Regions from separate parts of the Mus musculus genome. Here all the other regions are linked to region 1. Evidence: chromatin loops called from intact Hi-C (ENCODE). Cell type or tissue: left cerebral cortex. All regions are shown on one strand.

What was found. Hi-C counts contacts between places; a loop is a spot of excess contacts. Peaks named below come from ENCODE experiments on the same cell type or tissue, not always from the same donor. Only the 100,000 strongest peaks of a DNase experiment are listed, where the experiment ranks them.
Region 2: a loop joins it to region 1, with 2.2 times the contacts of the local background. A loop is called at or near these places in 3 of 42 quality-filtered maps.
Region 3: it touches region 1 in a loop (2.5-fold over the local background); 5 of 42 quality-filtered maps call a loop at or near these places.

The regions. Positions count from the first base shown.
Region 1 is chr6:105,674,662-105,679,661 of GRCm38, forward strand. It overlaps Cntn4 (contactin 4), which reads left to right and starts at 3,084. Exons shown (of 26, transcript NM_001109749.1): 1 at 3,084-3,229. It overlaps Gm15631 (predicted gene 15631), which reads right to left and starts at 2,920. Exons shown (of 3, transcript NR_132434.1): 1 at 2,841-2,920; 2 at 2,403-2,536; 3 at 1-624. In left cerebral cortex, a CTCF peak has its summit at 2,874; DNase peaks (open chromatin) are centred at 659, 2,408, 3,024, 3,837 and 4 more places; H3K4me3 peaks cover 4,455 bases; H3K27ac peaks cover 3,669 bases.
Region 2 is chr6:105,481,101-105,486,100 of GRCm38, forward strand. Gm19757 (predicted gene, 19757) reads right to left here. Exons shown (of 3, transcript NR_040297.1): 2 at 3,868-3,996; 3 at 166-2,650. Among named protein-coding and RNA genes, the nearest start is that of Gm19757, 9.1 kb to the right of the region's middle. In left cerebral cortex, no CTCF peak of the experiment used is centred here; a DNase peak (open chromatin) is centred at 2,445; H3K27ac peaks cover 177 bases.
Region 3 is chr6:106,643,382-106,648,381 of GRCm38, forward strand. The region is part of intron 15 of Cntn4 (contactin 4); the gene reads left to right. Among named protein-coding and RNA genes, the nearest start is that of Il5ra, 100 kb to the right of the region's middle. In left cerebral cortex, a CTCF peak has its summit at 2,357 (motif pointing left); a DNase peak (open chromatin) is centred at 2,344.

The DNA.
Region 1 (5,000 bases):
ATGCTGAGCGAAGCCTGCTGATATATTCCATCCGTGTCTCCAAAAAGTCGAAAGCATTTCAAGTGCTGATTTCCCTTAAGAGTTATCAGACCTCATTCAGATTGGTTTAATGAGTGTAAGGGGTGACCTTGTGTCCAAATAGATACTCTCATATTAAACTATCTGGAGCTTAATCTGAACATATATGTGCAAATATTTTGGAGGGTCCATGAGGGTTATTGCAATGCTCTGCTAAGGTGCTACTTAGACTAAATGGGTAGGGGGAATTTTCCACTGCGCTATAATGATGGTTATTTGCAAATGACATGAGTACCAGTAATTCATTCATGCACTAATACAAAGCTGGGTCCCTGTACAGTGGTATTGAACTCTCTGCTGGTGGTGATAATTGATTCATTTTGAACATTTCCCCCCAGAGAATCCCAATCACAGGTTCTCTGAGCAAGGAACTGACACTTAGCTGGGGGTCCCAGATATACAGGGACACACACGTGTGAGGATGTTGTCTTCAAAATAAGCCACTTCCATCTCCTGGCAGAGGCTGATTCTCTTAGGAACACTCCCCAATCAGGAGAGCTTCAGTGAGAAGCTGGCTTTCTTGGCAGAGGTAGCTTTGCTTCTTCCCTGCAGGATGGAAAATCGGGACTGGATTATTGCTTTTATTTTAAACTAGATGCAGGCCACTGGAAAGAAAGATCCCCAGCCCCCAGCTTATCAGTTAGCTGACATCCCAGCAGCCCGACCCAGATCTGTCTCTCTAGATACACACTGGTTTCCTTACTAGATGGTCATCTCTTGAGCAGATACTAAGTCATGGTCATATTTGAGCTTCCTTTCATTTGCTAGAGTACAAAGCCTCCCACACAGTCACAGTCATGAGAAAGAATTAAAGGTAAGAGAACGAACGAATGAAACATTTAGAGCTGAAATTCAGGGACACAGTCACGGGAGTTTTCTCATACTGGTCACAACACTTAGAAAATTATTTCAATTTTACTCCTGCTGAAGGAGCAGCTTGGCAGTCTTTCTCCTCTCCTTTTTGTACTGGCCTTAATTATATATTGAGCTTAAAATGTCATGATACCATGTTTTCTCAGCATATGCTGAGTGTATGAGTACACAAAAGAAGGTTTTTCTCCTAAGCTAGGCAGTTTTTGTTATCAGCGTTTGCTGACTATCCTATATAAAAGTTATATCTATCTCTCTATCTATCTATCTATCTATCTATCTATGAATCTGTGTGTGTGTGTGCGCGCGTGCGTGCGTGCACGCACATGCACTTGTGTGTACCTGTGACTTAGTTAAAAATAGAATATAGACTATGGATGTTTGGGTGTAAGAAGGAAACAGAGGGATTCTGGAATGTAGTGAGAGGACATATACAGGACAAAATACTCAATACATATATGTAAAAGCAATAATTAATCCACTTGTTTTGTATGCTAGTTATAAAAGTTAATCTAAAAATTACAAAAAGAGAAATATGTATGTATATATAATATACTTTATTAATATATACATATATATAGTATAAAGTAAAGCAATGCAGTAAAAGTTATCAGAATCATGGATCAGGCAGGTGCATCAAACTTACTAGAAACCATTCATTTTTAATAATTCACCAGGGAAAATACACTACCAAGTTTTCTTTTCTGTGAAATTTCCTTCCCATGAGAGAAGGGGAGGGGCTTAAGTCTGTCTCTAGATTTAAGTACTTTGAAAATGAGGTCAGGGGCTCTTTCTTCCAGCATTAACTTCAGAAACCGTGAAACACCTGTAATAGCTATTCCCTCATTAACATTTGCTCATTTTTCAAGAATGAATTATGTTAAAAATCAAAACCAATAATAACCCAAAAGTGAGACTAAAGATACAACAAAATCACTTATATCAATTAAGGAGGTTGCCGCATGTGTTTAGAGGAGTGGAGTGTTTGCTTACTACAGTAGTTTAAAAATAGTTTTCCAGTTAACATCTTTCCCACATAATGGAGATGTCAGGGTAGGTTTGTATGATTGTGTAAATGGTCAGAAGTTGTTTATGTAGCTCTGATCTGCTGAGACATGCACTGGAAGGCTGGGGTTTTGTAAAATTCCCGGGGGGCTTTGTTTCCACCCAGGGAGAGAAAACTCAGTCTCTCTTGGGATTACTGTAAATGGTTTCCAGATGTGCTCCACTGAGTTGCCTCCCCTCTGCCTTTGCACAGGGATCAAGGGGGCTCAGACTTCCTTCCCAGTCTCGATGTCTACTTCAAAATTTAGAGTTGGGATGAAGGGAGCCATTTCTGCAAGGAAACGTAGAGCCCTGTGTAATGACCACAGGACTGTCATTAACTGCTACACCTGCTTTTGAATAACGACGCTTTTAGTATGCCCCCATACACCACATATTGATCCTTGTACCTATTTTATCGCAAGTGTTTCCTCTTCCCCCTTCCCCCTTCTGTGCTCATTCAGCCTCATTCAGCTTGAATGTCTGTTGCTCCGGTTAAGACACCAGCTCCTGTCCTTATCACTGTCTGGCCGATGTCCTTGACCTAAGAATAAGCAAATAAAACCGACCCTAAAGCCATCTCTGTCTAGTCCACTACTACCGCTCATCCCAAACCCATGCGAAGCGATTCTCAGCCCAGAGGTGGTATTCCCGGCCACACCACCTTAAAGATCCTCCGGATTCCGACTGTGCAGGAAGCCAAAGGCCGGTCGCACCTCCTAGTTCCCCAATACTCCGGTGGCAAAGGAAGATGCCATCCTCTCTTTGTACCCTAGCACAAACACACCCTTTATGTCCCTCTCCAGGAACCAGACAGAGCTAGTCATGTCCAACAATGCCCCCTTTACCAGTGTCCCGCGTGGGTACTCGGGGTCGCCTCCCCAGGGCAGGGCGGTGCAGGTGCTACGCCTAAGGGTCCACTGCCTCTGGTGGCTCACTGAGCATGCCCAGCTCCACTGAGCGCTCCCCCCCGCCCCCGCCCCCGCCCTCCCCTTGTCTCGCCCCCTCCCTATGAGTCTTCCGCTAGTGGCTGCAAAGGAACCGCTGCAGCCTGAACTCAGGTGCGCCGGGTTTTGAGAGCTGCCACCAGCACAGGGAGGGAGAGGAACGCGCGGCAGCCACAGAGCACAAGGTTCATAACCAGGATTGGTCGCAAGTAGGGAGCTTTTGCCACTCCGCCGGGACCTTCGGACGTTGGCGGTGGAGCAAGCCCAGTTCTCCTAGGCGCTGTGCTTGGGTAAGTCCAGCCCGACTCTGGAGCGCACTGTCCCAGGCACCCTGGTCTGTGGCTTGGGATATAAGAGCATGGTCCTTAAGGGCTAGGGATGGACAGATTAGTACCCAGGGTTGTCGCTCCTGCAGGGCTGTCCGGGAGGCTGCGAGGAGGTGAGAAAACTCTACCTGGCATGTAGCAGTCCCCCATCCCCTGGATGACACTGTTACCTCACGGCGACCAGTTTTCTCCTTTATTACTGCGAAAAGAAGTTTGTTGCGTTGCCTTACGACCGCCAACCGAAGAGCCTATAGCAGAACATGCATCCAGAACCTTTAAAATCAGCGTCTTCAGCTGGGTCACGCGATTGCCCTCTCTGTGCGCCTTTGCTCCGTGGGCGCCTTCTTGCCTTTTCTTTTTCTTTTCTTTTCTTTCTTTCTTCTTCTTTTTTTTTCTTTTTTTTTCTTTCTTTTTTTTTTTTAATGCTGTGGGTACCTGGGTATCCATACCCTTTGGGTGCAACCCTTAGTATGAGCAGATGAAGTTGGGCTGAAATTTGAAGGGACTTGGACATCAGGGCTCCGGAGACTGGGACTCATGATAGAGTGATCCCTTTTGAAACGCTCCTTTTTGGAGTGCCCACACAGTGCATGGTTCTTTGCAAAGCACAGTGATTGTTTCGCACTGAACAACACTGACCAGGTCTCTTGTGTTGTGGAGGGCACTTGACAGCTTGTAGGTGCAGCATGTATTTCCAATAGCTTATGGGGAGGGGAGGGTGTTCAGTTTCTTTGGGGAAGGCAAAGGTAACTAACTGCATCTTAGCCGCTGCTGTACAAGCAGCAAGAGAGATGGGCTTCAGGCATCCCTTAAATGCCAACCCTTAACCCTTTTGCTCTCAAAATTCTTCCTTCATTTCTGCTCTTTACCTTTCTCTAGTGTCTATATATTTACTAAAACTGAAAGGCGTGGGCTAGGTGGACACAGGTAGGCTCCTCAGTCTCCTTAACCAAGCAGAACCTGATGCATGAACACATTCTGTAGCACAGTGCTCCTGCTGTTGCAAGGATGCTGCGGAGAGCATTGGGAAGATAAGGTGGCTGGTTTGTGAGCCTCAGGCACTAAGTTCCCTTGGCAAAGGTTTGCGGAGGTTGTGACCTGGTTAATCAGTGTAACTGATAATCCTGGCAGTGTGGAGTGCCTGGAGGATGGCAGGCCAGATCTTGGTGGCACCTTACAGGATTGTTTGTAAGGCAGGTCCTGTGAGTCCCCTCGCTGAACTTTTTCTAGTTTCCTACAGGAACCAATACGGGGGCGGGACTTGTTTTTCAGAATACAGGTACTTTTTAATTGCGTGGGCATTTCCAGTAATTTACGGTGACGGGCGCTGGATGTTTCAAGGAACAAACACAACAGGACTGATTCGTTTGGACACCTACATAGAATAATTTGAAACGCGCTTTGAGCGCTTAGATGCTTTGGCATACGGAGCTCTTTGGTTCTTGCTCCTTAGCACAGTAGGAGCACAAGCAGCTGTAAATGGGGGTGGGGGTGGGGTCGGGGGATTCCTAAGCAATGTTTCAAGCTTTCCTGGGGAGCAGGCTTTATCTGTCTCTGTTCAGGGGTTTGAAAAAGAGCATCACATCAGACTACAGACATGCCTTGGGTGATCAAGAGCCAACTCAGATTTCTCTCTATATCTGCTCCTGGCGCCTTCATCTAGAGTTCATTCAGAGCTGGTTGGGAATTTCCACTAGTTTGTAGGCAGTAGGAAACATAGCTGAGTTTCAAAAAC
Region 2 (5,000 bases), 190 kb before region 1:
AACTCAGTAACAGAGACTCATTGAGACTTTTCTAGTGTTTGTTCAGTATACCATACACTTTGAAATAACCCAAGACTTGTTGAAAGAAACATGATAGAATCTCAAAAATGTTTTAAATTGAATTATAATATAAAATTTATTTACCAAGCCATGTGAAATGTATGTAAAAGAAAGCACACAAGAAATTTATAGTTTTTATTGAATGTATTCAAAATGAAGGAGCATTAAAAATTTGGGACCTTTGATTAAAACCAGATAAGACCAGCATTTGAAACTTGCACAAAGTAGAAATAGAGAAAATAATGCACATACCAAACCATAAATCTATCAAGTAGACAATATATGCATAATAGATAAAAGTAACAGAGGCAACGTTAGCTCTTTGAAAATATTTTCAACTGTCATTCTCCAAATAAGGTGAGTCTAGAAAGAATACAAATCATATGTTGATGAAATGAAAAAGAAAAACATCACTATGGATCCCTTTAACTTTGAAAAGAGTTTGAATATATTAAACATTGCTTGGATATTCAAAAGAGAGAATATTCTGAGCTACCTGAAATGATTACTATCTTGATCAAGGTGGACTTACATTGCAGTCTCACACTTTACAGGATATGTCATACCTTCATGATTTTTAAGAAGGAATTATTTGAGCTGTTTAAATCTCACAGTTCCTGATGCCACATTCTTGTAGCTGTGTTGGGGGAGCCTGCTGGGAAATCTTGTCTGACTCTTGTTGGCTTCTCAGTACTGCACACATATCTTGCCTGATGATTTATACTGTGGAGTCTCTGATCTTCATGACTCCTGACCAGTTTCCTATAAGTGTAACCACCCCCAACTTTATCCTGCATTACATACTCTTCCCAGCTTGTCCAATGATAAAAATTAGTCGGTCCACAGATTTAATGTAAAGACTACTCCAGTCAGTAAGTTCCTACCTGACAGTTAGATAGTTCCTATCTAACCAGTTATCAATAAATTTGTCTATATCTTATTCTTTTGCTCTCTCACATTTCCTCCTTTCCTTCCTGCCAGTGACTTTATTCTTCACCCAAATTTAGAATCAGTGTCCTAGGTGGTATAATTAATTACTAGTTTGATTAATTATTCAACTTGTCCCACTTCTCCTCCCTCTCTTGCTAGATCTACCTGGCATCCTACTTAGTTTTAGGACAGAAAGCTTGAAAAGAGTTCAGGAAAAACAAGCAAGATAATTTTAGTGATACAAAAGTACAAGAGGAATAGTTTCATCAAGGAACGTGTGTATGGATTGTGTGTGTGTGTGTGTGTGTGTGTGTGTGTGTGTGTGCATGTATGTATGTGTTTCACCTGCAGTAGAATTATAATTGTGATAGGAGGAAGTATAATTCATTGGTAATTTTAAGTGTTAAGTTATTGAGGGGAGTTATACTGAATTTGTTGGAATAAACATATATCTTAACTATTCAAGAAGCTAAAACAGGAGAAATAGACTTCAAAGACTAGATTACAAATGAATTCAAGTCAAGTTTAAACAACTTAGAAAGACTTTGCTTCAAAATAAAATATAAAGCAATGAGTGAAGACATGCCTTACGGGTACAATGCTGACACAGAATGCAGAAAGCTCTGGGTTCAATAGCCAGTACCTTCCCCCAACCCTTCCCTGGCAAACACAAGAAAAGGAACATGAATATATAATCCACTTTGTTGGTTTCCTTTATTATGTATTATTTTCAGTGCAGATTTTTCAAATCAGGACACACAATCTTACTACAATGGCTTCCCAATATATGTAATGGTATTTTAGGTAAATTCAATTCTTTCCATATCTATAATGATGTTCGTCAGAACTTTGCAAGTGTCTGCTTTTTCATCACCATTGCCACATAGAAGTAGAAAGTATGAACAAGAGGAATCAGGTGAAATGAAATCATGTTTGCATAACTTCATTAAAAACATGCATTATTCATTCATTTGCCATTTTTCTGAACACATGCTAAATACAAGGCTCTGCATCTCACAGCAGTAAATATGAATACTGTAATCCCCCTTTTGTTGAAATCCCCACTAGGATTTAGAGGCCAATGTAGAAAAAAGACCATTTTAAATCTACGTATCTTTTGATGAGACAGTACTAGCATGTGTTGTAGAGGCAATGATGAGATGCATGGAGAACAGTGTATATACAAATTTAGCTTTTCCATCAAAGCAGTGGTTTAGAAATAGATTGTTCTTGTAATGTCTACATCTTTTTTTTCCTCCTCAAACAGTTGAATAGTTTTATTCATTTTTTTCCCACTAAGGTGGTTTAATAAAACAAAGGTTTGCAGTGACATATTGTGATTTGATTCTCTCAGGGACATGTTGCTTAATGCACAAGGACGACTTCCAAAGCCAAAATACTTTGAGTGTCATTGTTTTTGCTACCAGCAGTTGTAACAATGCCAGCTCTTGGATTCCTTCTGTTTTAAAACAAGAACCTCATTGCAGTTAGCTTCTTTGCAGACAGACAATAGAAATAGCTACGAACATGATAAAAAGGAGAATGAGTATATCTAAGTAGGCGTATGTGTGATTCTTTTTTTCTTCTTTTCTGGCTGTATTGAAGATACGTGACTCTGAGGAGCATCAGAAATAGCGTACTTGATCAGACAGCTCCATTTCTGTTTTTACAGGAAGCAAGGGAAAGAAGTTACATTAAATTTTTTTCCAACTAGGCACAGTACTTCTTTAAAAGTATAAGTCTATAAAATTATTCAGGAAGAAATAAAGGTTCATTATCATTTTGTCCTGTGCAATGTGGCATTTGTTCTGTTTTATCAGGCTGCTTTGACAGTTCATCTGTCACATCCATGATCCAGTCCACTATGGATAGTTACTATGACTATACAGGTTTATAATTCTAATTTATACCTCTACTGAAAGCAATCTGTATCTAAGCATAGTACTTTTTCAAAAATTAAAAAAAAATAAGAAAGAAAGGAATTTATTATCCCTTTTATTAATTTGTCTTCAAATATAAAACTCTAGTCTGATTGAGAATTTACACAAGATCCTAGAATAATACAAATACTTACAAAGTCAAGTTTAAATTTAACATTGCTAATACCTGTCAAAAACAGAGATAGATGGCTTAAAGGCTACTTTCATTCTATTTAAAAGATCTGCATTCTTCGAAGAGAATAGACATCCAAACTCTGTTATAGTCACGTATTAGTGTGAATAGTATATGTGCCCACTTGTGTGATATACCAGGAAACAGGAAAACAAAAATGAAACCTACTGATTTATGTCATAATTCAACTTATATTCCAATTAGTGCTCATCAATAACACATTAAACACACACACAGCACACAGACAAGATATATAGTAACAATAGCAAAAGGACTTGTAAGTTACTTACAAATATAGCTGAACTTGATGGTAAGAGTAATGTCTAGAAATGTTTACTTCAATGGATTTTTTTTTTTTTTTAGTTAAAAAAAAGAGAGATATTAGAGCATTACACGTGCTCTGTTTTCTTTTTTGGGACTCAAATTTTCAATTCTCTTCAAGCTTTTGTCCTGATACTCGGTGGTGGTATTATTAATCTAAAAGTATGGCTTCCTATCTGTCTTACTTTACAAACAGTTCTACGAAATGAGTCATAAAATTACAAAAATGAATAGGCGAGAACATGCTACTCAGGAGTCCATAGACACCCTTCCAGAGTCTCTGAGTTGGCACAACCTAACAATTTCTACTGACATTCAGTATTTTTTAAATATTTGTCATCATTGATCAAATAACTCCTTTTCTCACAACGTAAACATACAGGGGGGAAAAAGGCTAACAATGGCTTTGATAGGACTTGAGTGAGCAAGTGAAAGGTGTCTTACTTTTGCCTTTTGTAGTCTATAAAAGGGCTCCAGGGAGTGAAGTAGAATATAAATCTGAGAGATGCCTTGAAGTTGTCTGGGTCTCACTTCTTCCTTCTTTGATGTCAGATGCCACCCATATTTGCATTTCTGTGATAAATGCAACAATACAAAACAAATCCAAATAATAATAAGAGGCTCATTTGAAGATTATCAGTACAGATAGGGGAGAACCTTAGCTTGTTGTCACTATACGTAGCACTACTCCATAAAAATATTGTTAAATATTTTCATCCACAGATCTCTTTGAGTAAAATGAACCCCAATATATCATGCCTCCCAATTATTTCTTTTGGCCTAATAATTATTAATAGCTCAGTTAAAAAAGATTTAGTTTCTTGAGCTGCCCTTGTAAATAATAAGAGGTGAAATTTATTTAGTACTTATTGTATCTTAGTTATTGTGCTATATAAATTACTTCCCATCCATACCTATTCTTTTTTTTTTTTTTTTTTTTTAGTTCCAAAAAACTTTAGTAGAGAGTTACTATTTTTTGTGCCTCCAGTTGTAGACAAAGAAAAAGGGGGAAAGAGTAGTTAACTAATTTGTCTCAGGTTATGCTGACAAGTGATAGAGAAAAGGTTATCAATCTCAGGCTCACCTTTTCCCTGGAAAGACAATTAAGAAATGATTTATTGCTGTTCTATTTGATGCCTAAGGGATCTCATACTTTACCAACCCACGAAGTTCAAAGTATTCCATAAAAATCACCGTTTAGACCTTGGGAATTCAGGAAGAAGATTATTATTATTATTGTTATTGCGGAGTGTCTAGTATTCTTTATGCAGTTTTACCTGTTACAAAGCTATTGGTGTTCCTATCACTAGACTTACATACACTTGGTATGAGTATATGTGTGAATGTCTATGGCTGTGTTATACACATATTCATGTGCTGAATGGGTGCTGATGTGCAAATGCATTTGCAAGCATGGGGAGGCCAGAAGTTACTTGTCCTTTTCCCTATTTCAAGACTATTTCTCAATGAACCTGGGTCACAGGATTTTCCCTGTCCAATTACATTAGTGCAGAGGAGGTCTGTGATTGGACAGGCAAAAGGGAGGAGGAGTTAAGAGTTGCTGGGAGAAGGGGAAA
Region 3 (5,000 bases), 970 kb after region 1:
CTTTTCCTTAGATGTCACCCTCTTCTAACTCTCAAAACAACTGTTTCCTTTTCTTCCCAGGCAAATCTTTGGTACCAGCACTAATACTATCATGTGTATCTCACACCATGTAACAGGGTTTATGAAGCATATCAAAAATCCGTTGATCCGCACAATGATTCATAAAAATTCCATAGTCCCCCTACAAGGCCAAATGCCATCACCTTGAAAACTGCAGATCACAGATGCCAAATGACTTCTAATTTGGTGATTGATGCACCATTGCTATGTGCCCAGAGTTGACAACTGGAGTCTTAGACACCAGGCTATGAGTTTAATAAAGTTCTTTGTGATGACACTTTTAGAAAAGCTGTCATCAACCCCAACTGATTCTTTAATATATATATTTGCCTCCTGAATTCTAACCACCAGCTACCATGTGTGAATGAGCTATGACCTTGTTTCCAGTAAAGGATATCTCACTCTCCATGTGTTATCTGGGAGTCTCCACCATGGTAAAGTGTTCTATTGGTTCCTGTGGTACCTTGTAGCCTCGAATGAATTAATCCCACTGGAGTTATAAAAAAGAGCTGGTCCTAGTATGGTAACAAAACAAAAGATTATTTTTCTTGCAGAAGATAAATGGAAGTGTTTTATAAATTACAGAGCAATGTGTAAGTAGATCCATACACCTTGCATATCAGGCCTGCATGATAAACGGATTATGAATGATCTAAAGAGTGAATTGGGTTTTCTTACCTACATTTTTGTGAGTAATAATTTATCAGAAAATGTTGCAAATTGGCAAAATCTTCTTCACTTTTTTTTTTCAATGCAGCCTAGGGGATCCATCCAGGGACTTGACACCAGGGACTTGACATCAATTAGACAAATAACGTGTACATGTTTGTTAGAATTTCAGCTGTGGTTTTGCCCTTACTGTCTTTTCTACCAATGATAAGCTGTTGAGTTCTAGTGGGAAATTTCAGTATGCAATTGCCTTTCAACTAAGATGTATCAATAAATGCACATATTTAAAGGCATACACACATATGTATACAGTCATACTTATGAACTTTCAAAGGTAACCTGTTTGAATTTAAGTAACTAGCATGTTTCTAAAATGAGAAAATTATGTTTTCAGTTAATAAAGACCTAGTGATGTAGCTATGTCTTCTTCTGCCCTTTAATAACTCTTGATAATGTAGTCTATCTTCTTTTTTCTACCTCTATTCAGTATTTCCAGACAGCAATAGCATGGAATTGGAGTGTTTTGTTTGTAATAATAGCAAAGGCCATATGTCTTTATAAGTGACTTAAATATAGATTTGGAACCTATGAGATTTGGGTCAAGGCTGAACTCTGACTTAAATTTCAGGCACCATTTTGATTGAAGTATCAACATAATGCACTTTGATCATCTTTGCACCCCCTTTTATACCCTGCCATCTTCTACTGGAAATTTTAAATGTTTGACATACCTTCAGATCTTTATGTCTCCTCCACCTAGTTTTAAAAACATGGAAAGTTGTAACATCACTCTGAAAATAAACTGAATTAAGTTGCTTTGTACTGCTCTGACCTTCCATTGATTTTCTTTTCTTTTTGGGTCAGTAATTCTCAATGAAAAGAAAACTTCCCCTTCTTCTGGTGTAGACAAGTATACTCTTGTGCAGTGACCCTCAACCCTACTCCAGAGACTTGCCCAGGCTTACAAGAGCATTTTCCAACAATTGATATCTTCTCAAAATTTAGAACACTAACAGACCCTTAAATGAGAAAACTACTGATTTTCATTCTCCATCAAGTTTCTAGAAAGCTTACAGAGTCCTCTCTGAAGCAGAGAACACAACAGGAAGAAGAGTCTCATTAGCTCAATTCATGATGATGTCTTGTCCAGCATGCATCCCAACGAGGCATTCTAGCTATCGCCAGGAGTTGAGAAGTTGTTAATAGTTGATTTCTTTTTATAAGATCCCAGAATAGGATTAACTGGAATTACAGACAAGCCCCCAAGATAAGCTAGCTAGAGTGGACCTGACTGCTGGGGGTATGTGGGTTTGGTCAGGATTCTGTATAACAGAAAGCTTTAGAAATCAATCTTACCATGCCAAATAAAGGGAAGCCAGCTAATAATGCCCACCAAGGAATTAATAGCCTCCATCTTAAGCTCTGTGAGTTTCTTACTGTCCTCTTCCCCTATCTATAAGGACACACTGACGTGTGCTTTTGAATGGAAGCGTTACCATCTCTTTCCCGGAGACCTTAAACTCAAGAAACTGAAAACATGCAGAAAATTGCTGACAGGAGCAGGTTAAACAGATCTAACTAAGTGCTGTGGACTCATTCTGCGAGGCTGTAGCACCATCTACTGTCTGAGATGTCATCCTTCTTTTACAGTGAAGCCTGGGTGTGAATGAGCATGGGTGCTCAAGTGTTATTTTGCTTGTAGGCAAGCCAAAAGCTTTGTCTTCAAATTCATTGTTATTGTCTCAAGAAATCTGTGCCATTTCTTGTGGAGTCTAGCAAAATGCTCTCTTATTTTGTAGCATGAGATGCAGTAAATGCCCCCCCCCAACCAAGACTGTATTTCTTTAATCAGCAAAGAGCTCACAGTGCCTTATTTTTGTGTTGCTTATGATGTGAACCACTCTATTTTATTGAGATTAATGAGACTCTTTGGGAACCCTTTTGCCCAGTGACTCATGGGGGAATTACTGATGTGTTGTAAGTGAAAGAAACACACTTATAATTCCTCCTTCCTCAACAGAAAAAAATATCTAATCATTACTTGATGTAAATGTGTATGAATCTTTTTTTTTAATGTTCCATCACAATCGAAGGGATGTCATGGAGTGGTTCTAATTATACTTTAACTTAAAGATGTTCTTTTATTTAATTTGTCATTGAGAAGCATTTTTGAATATCCTTTTAGATTGTCATTTCTTTTAAACCATGAAGAAAGCTTGGAAAAGAAAATGTCAAACCGAGGTGATATATTTAGCCAATTCTCCACCCCATTCCTAGTTACTTACTTGCTAGTCTGATTTAAAAAGAGTATTCTTATTGATCATAGAGGCTTGTAGACCTTCAGAAAATTCTTTGCATTTAGAAAGACATCCCAGCAGAGAGACCCCATGACTCCAACACTGTGCAATTCTAAAAGCAAGAGGTGTGCTTTCCCTGGTGGCATACAAGAGTAAGAGTAAGTGGGTGTACGAGTATGAATGATTTTCAGACAAGTTATAACTTCTTCTTAAAAACAAACAACTTGATCACAATAGTTGAGCCAAGACTTTAGAGACAACCAACTGTGTTGGGGTGTCCTTCAAACAATTCTATTCTTGTAGTAAGTAAACACTCTCTGCTCCACATTGGAACCCGGAAAATTCACTAACCTTGATAATCACAAGAGTGATTGCTGTACAACAAACTTGCCACCCTCGGTTGGCTGGTGACATTTCTATTTCTGCCAGTCACTCTTATTAAACAGCTCTCTTTTGTATTTATTTTCTCAGCTCCTTGATAATGGACCATAAGTATTCTCTCAGAGGTGATTTACAAATTGCTTTACAAAGGAGTCTCCAGTTTCTATTCAGCCTGACTGGGGTGTTTTGTTTTATATCTCATTGCTCAGAGAACCAAGGCACCAATTAAACACCTGGATTCAGGAAAGGGTTTACACACTGCTGCCCTCTTTAGGTCACCAGGTTGAAAAAACCTATAGGACAGTGAGTGTCCTGCACTCCTCCTCAGGCCCCTCTGCCCCCCACCCCCACCCCGCATGCAATGCCTGTCATGCAAATGAGGGCAATTCTGATCAGTCAGCATTCCTTTCTTGCTTGTCTAAGGAACCTTCTCTTTGCTTTTCATTGGGCAGCTTTCATTTTGTCCTTTTGATGTTTATGGCTTTCGAGGAGTGGAGCAACTGTCGGAGCCGGGCAGAGTTAGGAGAGCTTTACTCAAAGGGAGTCTTTAATTGGTTACCATGTGGTGAATGAAGGTGATCTAGATTTGTAGGCTAGCCTTGCTCAGGTAAAATGGAGAATCTGCTGCCAAAGAGGCAGAAGACCCTACATCCTTTGGGGGAGGGCTGTACTCTTTCTGATTCAGGATTCCACTGTAGAGATATTTTCTTTTCTTTCTTGTGATGTGATCATGTCTCTGTTTTCTACAGGTTGGGGTGGGAGCATGGAATTTGTACCTGTAAATAGCAATAATAAAACAAAGTGAAAAAGGAAAACTTGCATGGATTTCTCAAGGAATACTTTCATACTTCATCCATCTCATGTGCCCTTTCAGTTCTCCATCAGAAGGGGTTATTTCCTCTAAGTAGCTCTAAGAGAGTAGTGCAAATTAAGCATGTGCATGGGTGCTCTGTGTGTGTGTGTGTGTGTGTGTGTGTGTGTGTGTGTGTGTGTGTATACACTCAACATGCTCATTTTTACTGACATCATCTTATACAACACAAACGACACATGCTCAAGAGTTAGTGTGAGTGTTACAGTGTAGAATATAAGACAGTGGCCAAGTAGTGGCACAGTCCTGTTATTTTAACACTCTAGAAGCTGAGGCAAAAGGGCAGTACCAGTGCAGGCCAGGCTGTATAGAAGAACACTATTCCAAAAACGAAAGAAAGAAAGAAAGAAAGAAAGAAAGAAAGAGAGAGAGAGAGAGAGAGAGAGAGAGAGAGAGAGAGAGAGAGAGAGAGAGAGAGAAAGGGAGAAAGAAAGAAAGAAAGAAAGAAAGAAAGAAAGAAAGAAAGAAAGAAAGAAAGAAAGAAAGAAGAAAGAAAGAAAGAAAGAGAGAAAGAAAGAGGGAGGGAAAGAGGGAGGGAGGGAGGGAGGAAGGAAGGAAGGAAGGAAGGAAGGAAGGAAGGAAGGAAGGAAGGAAGGAAGGAAGGAAGGAAGGAAGGAAGAGAGGAAGAAAGACCATACAAATAATGACCCAACAGAGTTCAATAATTAGAAAATGAATTCTGTTTCATTTATTTAAGGATGAATAGGTCTCTAAAAGCTAAG